Regions from separate parts of the Homo sapiens genome. Here region 1 is linked to region 2. Evidence: chromatin contacts called from ENCODE Hi-C or POLR2A ChIA-PET data. All regions are on one chromosome and are shown on one strand. The core of a region is the stretch at or near the end of the contact, and the rest is flanking DNA. Distances in the headings are between cores, read along the strand shown.

Region 1 (4,713 bases), core at 1,999-4,498, 75 kb before region 2:
ACAAAAGTCTGGGAACCAGGAAAGCTGATGTTGTAACTCCCATCTGAGGCCGAAGCCTCGAGAAGGAAGAGTTTCAATGTCCATAGGCAGAAAGAGAGGGATGCCTCACCTCACTCTGCTCACAGGCTAGTGTCTTTGGCAGGTTCTGAACTCCTTTGAAAGTAGGGTTCTCATATCCTGTCCAGCCTCATGCCCCTTTCTCACTTCTTACCCTGCAGCGCTTAGCTCTGTGTTTTGCACTCCACATGTATTGACTATATAAATAATTTAACTTTTCTACTTTAGTGAAGAGGAAAAAAATTTTCACATACAGATTGAGAAATTTACTTCAACTGGCACACTTGGAGAGATGAGGATTTCAGGTCAGAATTGTTCACTCCGTGCCTCTCCAATACGATGAAAAGACCATCAGTATCACTTCACACCGAAGCCAATGACTGTTATCAAAAAACCAGAAAAGAGCATGTATTGGCCGAGATGTAGAGAAATCGAAACCCATGTGCATTGCTGGTAGGAAGGTGAGATGCTGCAGCTTCTGTGGAAAATGGGATGGTGGTTCCTTAAAAATGAAACAGAGGACTACCGCGTGATTCCGCCATTCTACTTCTGGGCATATACCCCAAAGTATTGAGAGCAGGGACATGAACACCAGTGTTCATAGCAGCATTAATCACAAGAGCCAAAAGGTAGAAACAACCCAAGGCACTTGTACACCCACATTTATAGATGTGTTATTCATAATAGCCAAAAGGTGGAAACAACCCAGTGTCCATGGATAGACAAAGGGATAAACAAAATGTGGTCTGCCCATACAATGGAATATTATTCAGCTTTAACTAAGAATGAAATTCTGACACATGCTACAACATGGACGAACCTTGATGACATGACGCTGAGTGGAATAAGCTAGATACAAACGACAGACACCATATGATTCTATTTACATTAGATTCCCAGAGTAGTCAAATTCATAGAGACAGAAGGTAGTATGGTGGTTACCAGGGCCAAGCTGGGGAGTAATAGGGGGTTAATACTTACGGTGAAATTCTGTAGTGGGTATAGACTTTCAGTTTTACAACAGGAAAAGAGTTTTGGAGATGGATGGTGTTGATGGTTGCACAACAAAGTTAATGTGTTTTGTTTTGTTTTGAGACTGTGTCTTGCTCTGTCGCTCAGGCTGGAGTGCAGTGGCGTGATCTCGGCTCACTGCAACCTCTGCCTCCCGGGTTTGGGTGGTTTGCCTGCCTCAGCCTCCTGAGTAGCTGGGATTACAGGCACCCGCCACCACGACCAGCTAATACTTTTTGTATTTTTAGTGGACACGGGGTTTTGCCATGTTGGCCAGGCTGGTCTCGAACTCCCGACCTCAAATGATCCACCCACCTCGGCCTCCAGAAGTGTTAGGGTTACAGGCATGAGCCACTGCGCCCAGCTGTTAATGTGTATTTAATGCCTCTGAACTATAGACTTAAAAATGGTTAAATGCCAAATTTTATGTTATATATATTTTACCACAATTTAAAGGAAAAAAAAAAAGAAGAGAGCATTGGAAGTAGAGCAGTGGATCTTAACTTAGGGCTCACAACTTCTTCGAGTTTTGTTTATAAAGCTATTACCTCTTCCCATAAATACATACATAGGTATATACAGATGCATACAAGTGTTGGCATATAATTTTTTTAAATTGAAACAGGATCTCCCTCTGACACCCAGGCTGGAGTGCAGTGGTGCAATCTTGACTCACTATAGCCTTCGCCTCCCAGGCTCAGGTGATTCTCCCACCTCAGCCTCCCGAGTAGCTGGGGTTACAGGCGCCGGCCACCACAACTGCTAATTTTTTGTATTTTTAGTAAAGACGGGATTTTGCTATGTTGCCCAGGCTGGTCTCAAACTCCTGGACCCAAGCAATCTGTCTCCCTTGGCCTCCCAAAGTGCTGAGATTACAGGTGTGAACCACTGCGCCCAGCCTGGCATACAATTTTTAAAAATAAAATGTAAGCACTCAAACTTTCAAAGTTAATAACATGTGCTTATTGAAAATGAAGAGCACGTGGAAGACAGAACTCAGAAGTCACCTGTAATCACAAGCAGATTACATGTGACCTTGCTCTTCTAAGTCCTTGTGTGTGTATACACACATAATTGAATGCATATTGTTATGTTGTTGAGATCACACAATATGTATCATATTTTCACACACAATGAATATTTATCAATTTAAAGTCCCAAAGCCAAGAGTATTTTGATAACCAAGAATACACTACACCATTTCAATCAGGAAAAAAAATGTAATTTTGCCTTTCATGGAGACAAAAATTTCCTGAAAGACAAAAATGGCAACAGTCCTCTGAATAAAGATGTTGGCAGAGTTACAATTAAAATACTGTGTTCCGTTAATGCTCAATTTAAAATAGGGTATAAAGCAATGGGATATAATCCTTCTAAGAGAATGATCAGAGCTGTCCTAGTAAAATGTTAGCAAGAAGGTATGTGTCCACTGAGTTATTTAGCAGTGTATTCTTATAGTAACCCCCAAAGAGATACACACGTACATCAATGGTTATCATCAAGATGGAAATAGCAATGTGTCTGTATAGTTCCTTCCTCATGCTCCTTCTGCCGCTCTGTTGCTGACCCAATTAATGAGTCCTGGGGTGCACTGCTCAGAGGTGGCTTCATAATACCACGTTCAAGAGGCTTCTTTTGTGTTAATTATAATAAAAACATTTACAAATGGGCCAATTCACTAGCTCTACCTTTTATCATACATTGTCATCTCAAGACATCTGAAAAACCAACGATGTTGTGAAATAAAGAATGAACATGGTCTACCTTTGCAAGGACATGGGTGGAGCTAGAAGCCCTTATGCTCAGCAAACTAACGCCTGCAGAAAACCAAACACTGCATGTTCTCACTCATAAGTGGGAGCTGAAAAATGAGAACCCGTGGACACAGGGAGGGGAACATCACACACTGGGGTCTGTCAGGGGAGTGTGGGTGGTGGTGGTGGTAAAGCATTAGGGAAAAGACCTAATGTATGCTGGGTTTAATACCTACGTGACGGGTTGATAGGAGCAGCAAACCACCATGGCACACGTTTACCTATGTAGCAAACCTGCACATCCTGCACATGTACCCCAGAACTTAAAATAAAAATAGAAAAGAATGAACGTGGTCTATAATAAACACAAGCACTTACTAAAAACTGCACATTTGGAACTGTGCTGATAACCCCAAATTGTCTTCTAGATATGGAGTTACCAGTAAGGAGCTCCACCGTGACTCTCCTCCCTGCTCCGTTGCCCCGACGAGGAAGTGTGAAAACGTTTCTGGCTCCATCCAAGAGGTGGGTTGACAGAGGTCGCTCCCAGAAGACAGTCCTTCCTATAAACTGGCAAAACAAAAATGCCTAAAGTGTGTTAAAAGCAGAGGTAATAAAACAACCCACATTTATAAAGGGGTTGTTTTGCTACCTCTGCTTTTAACACACTTCGGGCACTCAGGACTTGTTTATTCCTTACTAGACACCAAAATTAATGAAAATACACAGACAGAACCATGGTCAGACAGGCTGAAATTGTCTAAACTTCCCTCTGCACCCCTCTCCTCCAAGAGATCAAATTTAACACCACTCTAAAAAGATAATCATACCTGTAAGTTAGCAGAAAAATTGAAAGTGTATTATTTTACATTATCTACTTTTAACATATATGTGCACTTCTAAATACTTACGCTACATGATTCAGAGATGATGGAAGAAGTTCATCCGCATTAACTGCACACATGCAACAAAGGCTGTGTCCTGAAAGCATCTTCTACATAGGAACATGCTGGCCTAGAACCCTTCCCCTTCTCACATCTATCAACCCCCTGGGCAAATCTACGCATGTGCAATGCTTAGAGGTGATGTTCACGATATCCACAAGTCATTTTTGGAAGACAGTCTTTCCTATGAATTTTAACACAAAACTTACAAAATTGCTTACTAACTGGACTTTGGTCAAACGCTGGCAACCTCTGTAACATATAGAAAGAGTAGGTGCTATAAAATTAGGACTTGTTTGCTGATCATATACACTACACGCACAGCAAAGTGAGACAAAACGCAGCCCTGTGAGACACTGGTTAATCCGGCCTCACCACAGGGAGCCCATGGGCATTTGCTCCTTTCTGCTCTTCCCTAGACCAGAACACAAATACAACGTGTCCTGTCCAAAAAGGTGGTTTGGCCATTCCATTGCCCAAAGACAATGTTTCATGTGGATTTTAACAAAAAGATATTTGGAAAATATGTCCGTTTACAACATCTACTTTTAATATATACCAACCAGTGCTTCAGAACATCAAGAAAAATTACGTATCTCAAAAAGGAACATGGTGAGGCCAACTACATCTACATTGGTCAAGAATAGAAAATGCAGGCAGGACAATGGTTGGGAAATGAACATGTCCTCCAAACATGACCAATTGGGCATAGAACCCTTCTTCTGAACTGAACCCAAACTCAGCTTCTGCATAAATTCAGGTTGTGCACAGACCTCCTAGAGCTTATTCATGACCCTCTAGACTAGCCTATGGAGTCTAAGTTAAGAACTCCTCTACTCAGGAATTTTCTGTCTTTTCCCGATTCCACAGTTACTTCCCTGAAGAAGAGAGGGCTTTGTTGAAGTCTTCCCATGCTTTCTGCACAGGGCTCTGGCCTTGGAGAAGGG
Region 2 (4,987 bases), core at 312-2,811:
AGGTGGTCCATACACATTTGTTGAATGTGAGTAGTCACAGTACCAACCTCGCTGTGTTGTTATGCAGGTGAGATGACTTAATACTGTCATATACGCAGGGCAGTCCCAGCCCTGAGCAGTGTGCCCTGAACTATATTTCAACACACAGCGAGAGCTGGATCTCTCGAGCAATCCCACGTCCCGTGTCTCGGCAGGCCCAGGACAGTTCTGCTTTTAACCTGTTTCCTGGAGTAATTGCTAACAGTGCTTCCTTTCAGAAAAAAAAAAAAAAAGGCTCATTTTAGCTAGTAAATTATATGGTTTGGCTACATGTAAGTGTTTTTACTCATTCATTTAAGAAACTGAAAAAAAAAAAAAAAATCTGCCAGCTGGCATGCACCTACAGTCCTGGGTGCTCGGCAGGCTGAGGTGGGACGATGCTTGAGCCCAGGGGTTCAAATCTAGCCTGGGCGACATAGAAAGACCCCACTTCTACAAAAAGCAGAAGAAAGAAAGAAAAAATATTGAATGGGTACCATGTTAGATGCTAAGAACAACGACCATAGTTCGTTCCCTTTTAGAGCTTACTGTCTTCTGGAGAACTTGCAAAATTAAATAATTCAAATTTAAAACTGTTGGAACTTTATTCTGAGCCTTGAGAGAAATGGACTGAGTCACATAGCATGCCGTTGCAACTTCTGCTTTTTCCCGTAAACGATTAGGAATGACCGAGTAGCACCAGAAATAAGACCCTCTGAGTGGTGACCCCTCAGAACATTACTCTTGTCCTCACAGAACATTACAGCCATCTTCCATGGAATGGAGCAAGCCACCCTAATCAAATCGCTATGACATGTATCTAGCCTTGCACGGAAAACATTGCAACCTGCCGAAACCATCTCTACCTATGTAAGCACAGCCTTAGCTTCCCCACTTTAGAGCATGTCCCTTTGGGGTCTGTGTTTTCCGGGTGACCGTTCTCAAGCTCTGTACTCAAATAAACCCCATACTTCATCATATTTTCTGTATCACCTTATTTAAGGTCAACAAACTTTAAGGACATAATTAAGTAGACAACCTCATGACTTGAACACATGGTTAATAGTAATAATTGGATTGACATCCATATAGTTCTCCTCTGTTTTAGGAGAGGGCTGGTTTTTTTTTTTTAAATATTGATCCATTTTCGTGCTTTGTATAGTAACCCAATGAGGTAGAAGTGATTACCGCCACCCTTTTACTGATTACAACACCTGGGGTTCTGAGCGCCAGCCACTTGGTGAGGATTGCGGGGCCAGGGCACTCTGGTCCCAAAGCTCTGATTCCCACGGGCTTTCCTGCTGAGTCACGCTGTCTGCTGGGAGCTGTTGACCCGCCGTCTCTTTCTCTGACTTCCACCCGATAATTCTACATGGCTCTGCAATAAGCAGCTTTTTTCTTATTATTTCCTACAAATACATAGGTTACACTCTGATTAAAGGCAGAATACACATCTTGAATTAAGGGGAAGGCTGAAGCCTGGAATTCTTCCCATCTCTAATCCTGCCTGGTCACTGAAGTTCCTGAGTCCTCAGCTCAGGTCTGAGGCAGCCCTGCCCAGCAGGGACGGAAACTGCAGCTTTTTCATGTTCCTCTGCCTCCCTCTAGTGACTCAAGTCCAAAATAGTGCGGCTGGGAACTATTGGAAGAACACAGACGCTGCAAAGAAGCTGGAAACCATCATTCTCGGCAAACTAACACAAGAACAGAAAACCAAACACCGCATGTTCTCACTCATAAGTGGGAGTTGAACAATGAGAACGCATGGACGCAGGGAGGGGAACATCACACACCGGGGCCTGTTGGGGGATTGGGGACTAGGGGAGGGATAGCATTAGGAGAAATACCTAATGTTGATGGGTGCAGGAGACCACCATGGCACGTGCATACCTATGTAACAAAACTGCGTGTTCTGCACATCTACCCCAGAACTTAAACTATAATTTTAAAAAACCCCAAAAGAGTGCAATTTCAATGCCAAAAAAAAAAAAAAAAAAAAAAGCTGAGCTTCATCTATTCCTTCCGCTCTTTCCTCCCTCACGCCTACCATGTGTGAAGCACTGTACCCAACATGAAGGACACAGACAGAAAAGCCTGACTCCGCATCTCCCTGCTCGGGTTGCCTTGGCAACTTCTCCGTGTACCCAAAGAAGCAAAGGGGACTTAACAATTTCAAAGAAGAGTGGCAGTAACTACTTTTTCTGTTCCGAGCTTTCTTGTATAAAGTGAAGCACTGTGTGGCCTTTAAGAGTTCTATTAAGGGCCGGGCAGGGTGGCTCATGCCCGTAAATCCCAGCACTTGAGGTCAAGAGTTCGAGACCAGCCTGGCTAACATGGCAAAACCCCGTTTCTACTAAAAGTACAAAAATTAGCCAAGTGTGGTCGTGGGCACCTGTAGTCCCAGCTACTTTGGAGGCTGAGACAGGAGAATCACTTGAATCCAGGAGGTGGAGGTTGCAGTGAGCTGAGATTGTGTCACTGCACTCTAGCCTGGGCAACAGAATGAGACTCTGTCTCAAAACCAAATAGAAACAAAAAGAATTCCATGAAGGGAATTAGGACCACTTTTTAATTCAGTGTCTGCACACTATCTCCTGACCACCTGGCTGCTGCTTTTCCTCCCTGCTTCCTGTCCTCCCTTCCTCTCTACCTTGCTCTACTCTCCTATCCCTTCACTGGTGCTCCTTTTGTGTTTTATCTCCTCTGCCAATCAACATGCAGGGCAAGGAAGCCAGGCATAGCACCGGGCACTGGCCGGCCCTGCTGGTCGCTCTCATGCCTGAAGCTCTGTGCTAAAACACCTAGTTTCCGGCAATGTGCAGACGGTGGACACTCAGAGGTGGGGTGCGGCAGGATTCAGACTTCTCAAGGACACCATAGTGTGGCAAACACTAAGGAGTTCGCTGCCAGTGTCTTAGTCGGAGTAGGGCAAGGCTATGGAGTAGGGTCCCTTCTATTTGGAAAAGAGAAAAGTGCTTCTGATGTTATTTTTATATAATGATCCAGGCAGCTTGGTTTGACCATCCAACACCTGCAGAGCCCAGCTCAGCATTCATGTCTTCATTCCCCTCTGCTATCTCTGGGGCATATCCAGTGTCCCTGAACCGTGAGTTCCCGGCTCACTCTCAGGTTTCTGCCGACTTTGGTGGGTCTAAGATGAGACCTTTGGTAACCACAGAAACAAAGCTTCTCCCCATGCTCATGGCCTGAGGAAGCTTTGGAAAGGTGTTATATGGATGTTTCAAATGCTGTGTCAGACCATTTTAATCTACGCACCTCTTATTATTGTGTCTGAGCACAATGTATTGCAATCCAGTGTTTATCTCTCCTATTGAAATGGAGACAGCTAAAGGGTCTGCATGATGCTAACTGAATTTTGTATTCCCAGTGCCTAAGACATAGTTGGTGCTCGATAATTGTTTGTTTCAGGGATAAATGAATGAAAAAAAAAATGAATGAGTAATCATTAGCCTCAGCAATACTTTGTTCCCAAAGTCACACACACACTCATTTATTTCCTCCTAAGAACAGATGCTAGGCCAACAGGTCTTCATGATTTTACAATCTCTATGGTGACAGATAAGACATTAGGGTGCATATGAGGAAAAGATAGGAGATAGCAGGATACGAAGGCCTAAAAAGGGGGAGAGGAAATGGAGAAAAAGTGCCTACAGATTCTAATAACTGAGAGACAATTTTTAGGATTATGGTCACAGTTTTAGTAGCAAGAATAAAAAAATGCAGAATTCTACCCTTTCCTTGCCAAGATTAGATAAGGGCAAAAATCCTTTAATGGCATTAAAGAGAAAGAGAAAAGAAAAAACTAGAGAGAGAGAGAGAGAGAAAGGGAGAGAAGGGGGGGGGAGAGAGAGAGAGAGAGAGAGAGAGAGAGAGATTGCATGGCCAGAGGTCTAACTCAAATACTTGCAATGTTCAGATAAAAAACCCTCTTCCATGCCAGACTCTGACAATGGATTCATTCTTTCTTTCGTTCTTTCTTTTCTTTCTTTCCTTCTTTCTTTCTTTTTTCTCTTTCTTTCTCTCTTTCTTTCTCTTTCCTTTCTTCCTTCCTTTTTTCCTTTTTTCTTTCTTTCTCTCTTTCCTTTCTTTCTCTGTCTCTCCTTCCTCCCTCCTTCCTTCCTTCCCTTCCTTCCTTACTTCCATCCTTTCTTCCTTCTTTCTCTTTCTTTCTTTCTTTTTTTCTCTCTCTCTTTCTCTCTTTCTTTCTCTCTTTCCTTTCTTCCTTCCTTTCTTTCCTTTTTTCTCTTTTTCTTTCTCTCTTTCCTTTCTTCCTTCCTTTCTTTCCTTTTTTCTTTCTTTCTCTCTCTCTCCTTCCTCCCTCCTTCCTTCCTCCCTTCCCTTCCTTCCTTCCATCCTTTCTTCCTTCCTTCACTCCTTCCTTCCTTCTTTCTCTCTCTCTTTCATTCTTTCTTTCCTTCTTTCTTTCTTTCTTTCCTTCTTTCTTTCTCTTCCTTCCTTTCTTTCCTTTTTTCTTTCTTTCTCTCTCTCTCTCCTTCCTCCCTCCTTCCTTCCTCCCTTCCCTTCCCTTCCTTCCTTCCTTCTATCCTTCCTTCCTTCTCTCTCTCTCTCTTTCTTTCTTTCTTTCCTTCTGACATGGGGTCTCACTCTGTTGTCTAGGCTGGAGTGCAGTGGCACAATCTTAGCTCACTGCAATCTCTGCCTCCCACAAGTGATCTTCCAACCTCAGCCTCCCAGATAGCTGGGTCCACAGGTGCACGCCACCACACCCTGCTAATTTTTTGTATTTTTGGTAGAGACAGGGTTTCACCATGTTGGCCAGGCTGGTCTCAAACTCCTGAGCTAAAGCAATCTGCCCATCTCAGCCTCCCAGAGTGTTGGGATTACAGGCGTGAGCCACCGCGCCCGGTCAGATTCTGTTTTTCATAGTGAGAGCTTCACAACAAACAGATGTGTTTCCTTGGGAAGCAGTGTTCCTTCAGGCAGATCT

Evidence for each region. Hi-C counts contacts between places; a loop is a spot of excess contacts on that map. ChIA-PET counts read pairs that join two places held with the same protein, here RNA polymerase II (POLR2A). Pooled maps may share reads with other maps.
Region 1: a loop to region 2 is called in a map of posterior cingulate gyrus, with 4 times the contacts of the local background. The contact joins the promoter of LINC02649 here to the enhancer-like site in region 2. A Hi-C loop is called at or near these places in 3 of 168 maps with a recorded cell type or tissue (B cell, K562 and posterior cingulate gyrus), 1 of 37 single-sample maps with no recorded cell type and 4 of 50 pooled maps. POLR2A ChIA-PET finds 5 or more read pairs at or near these places in 4 of 52 experiments (A673, AG04450, OCI-LY7 and 1 more).

Annotation. Positions count from the first base shown.
Region 1 is chr10:6,323,296-6,328,008 of GRCh38, forward strand. LINC02649 (long intergenic non-protein coding RNA 2649) reads left to right here and starts at 3,249. Exons shown (of 6, transcript NR_040079.2): 1 at 3,249-3,347; 2 at 4,637-4,713. It also overlaps a transcript of PFKFB3 not described here.
Region 2 is chr10:6,400,375-6,405,361 of GRCh38, forward strand. It overlaps LOC124902370 (a long non-coding RNA gene), which reads right to left. Exons shown (of 2, transcript XR_007062044.1): 2 at 1-1,427. It also overlaps a transcript of PRKCQ not described here. Among named protein-coding and RNA genes, the nearest start is that of LINC02656, 53 kb to the left of the region's middle. Within about 2 kb of position 1,562, at least 21 of the 41 ENCODE cell types and tissues checked have a DNase peak (open chromatin) inside an H3K27ac peak, as active enhancers do.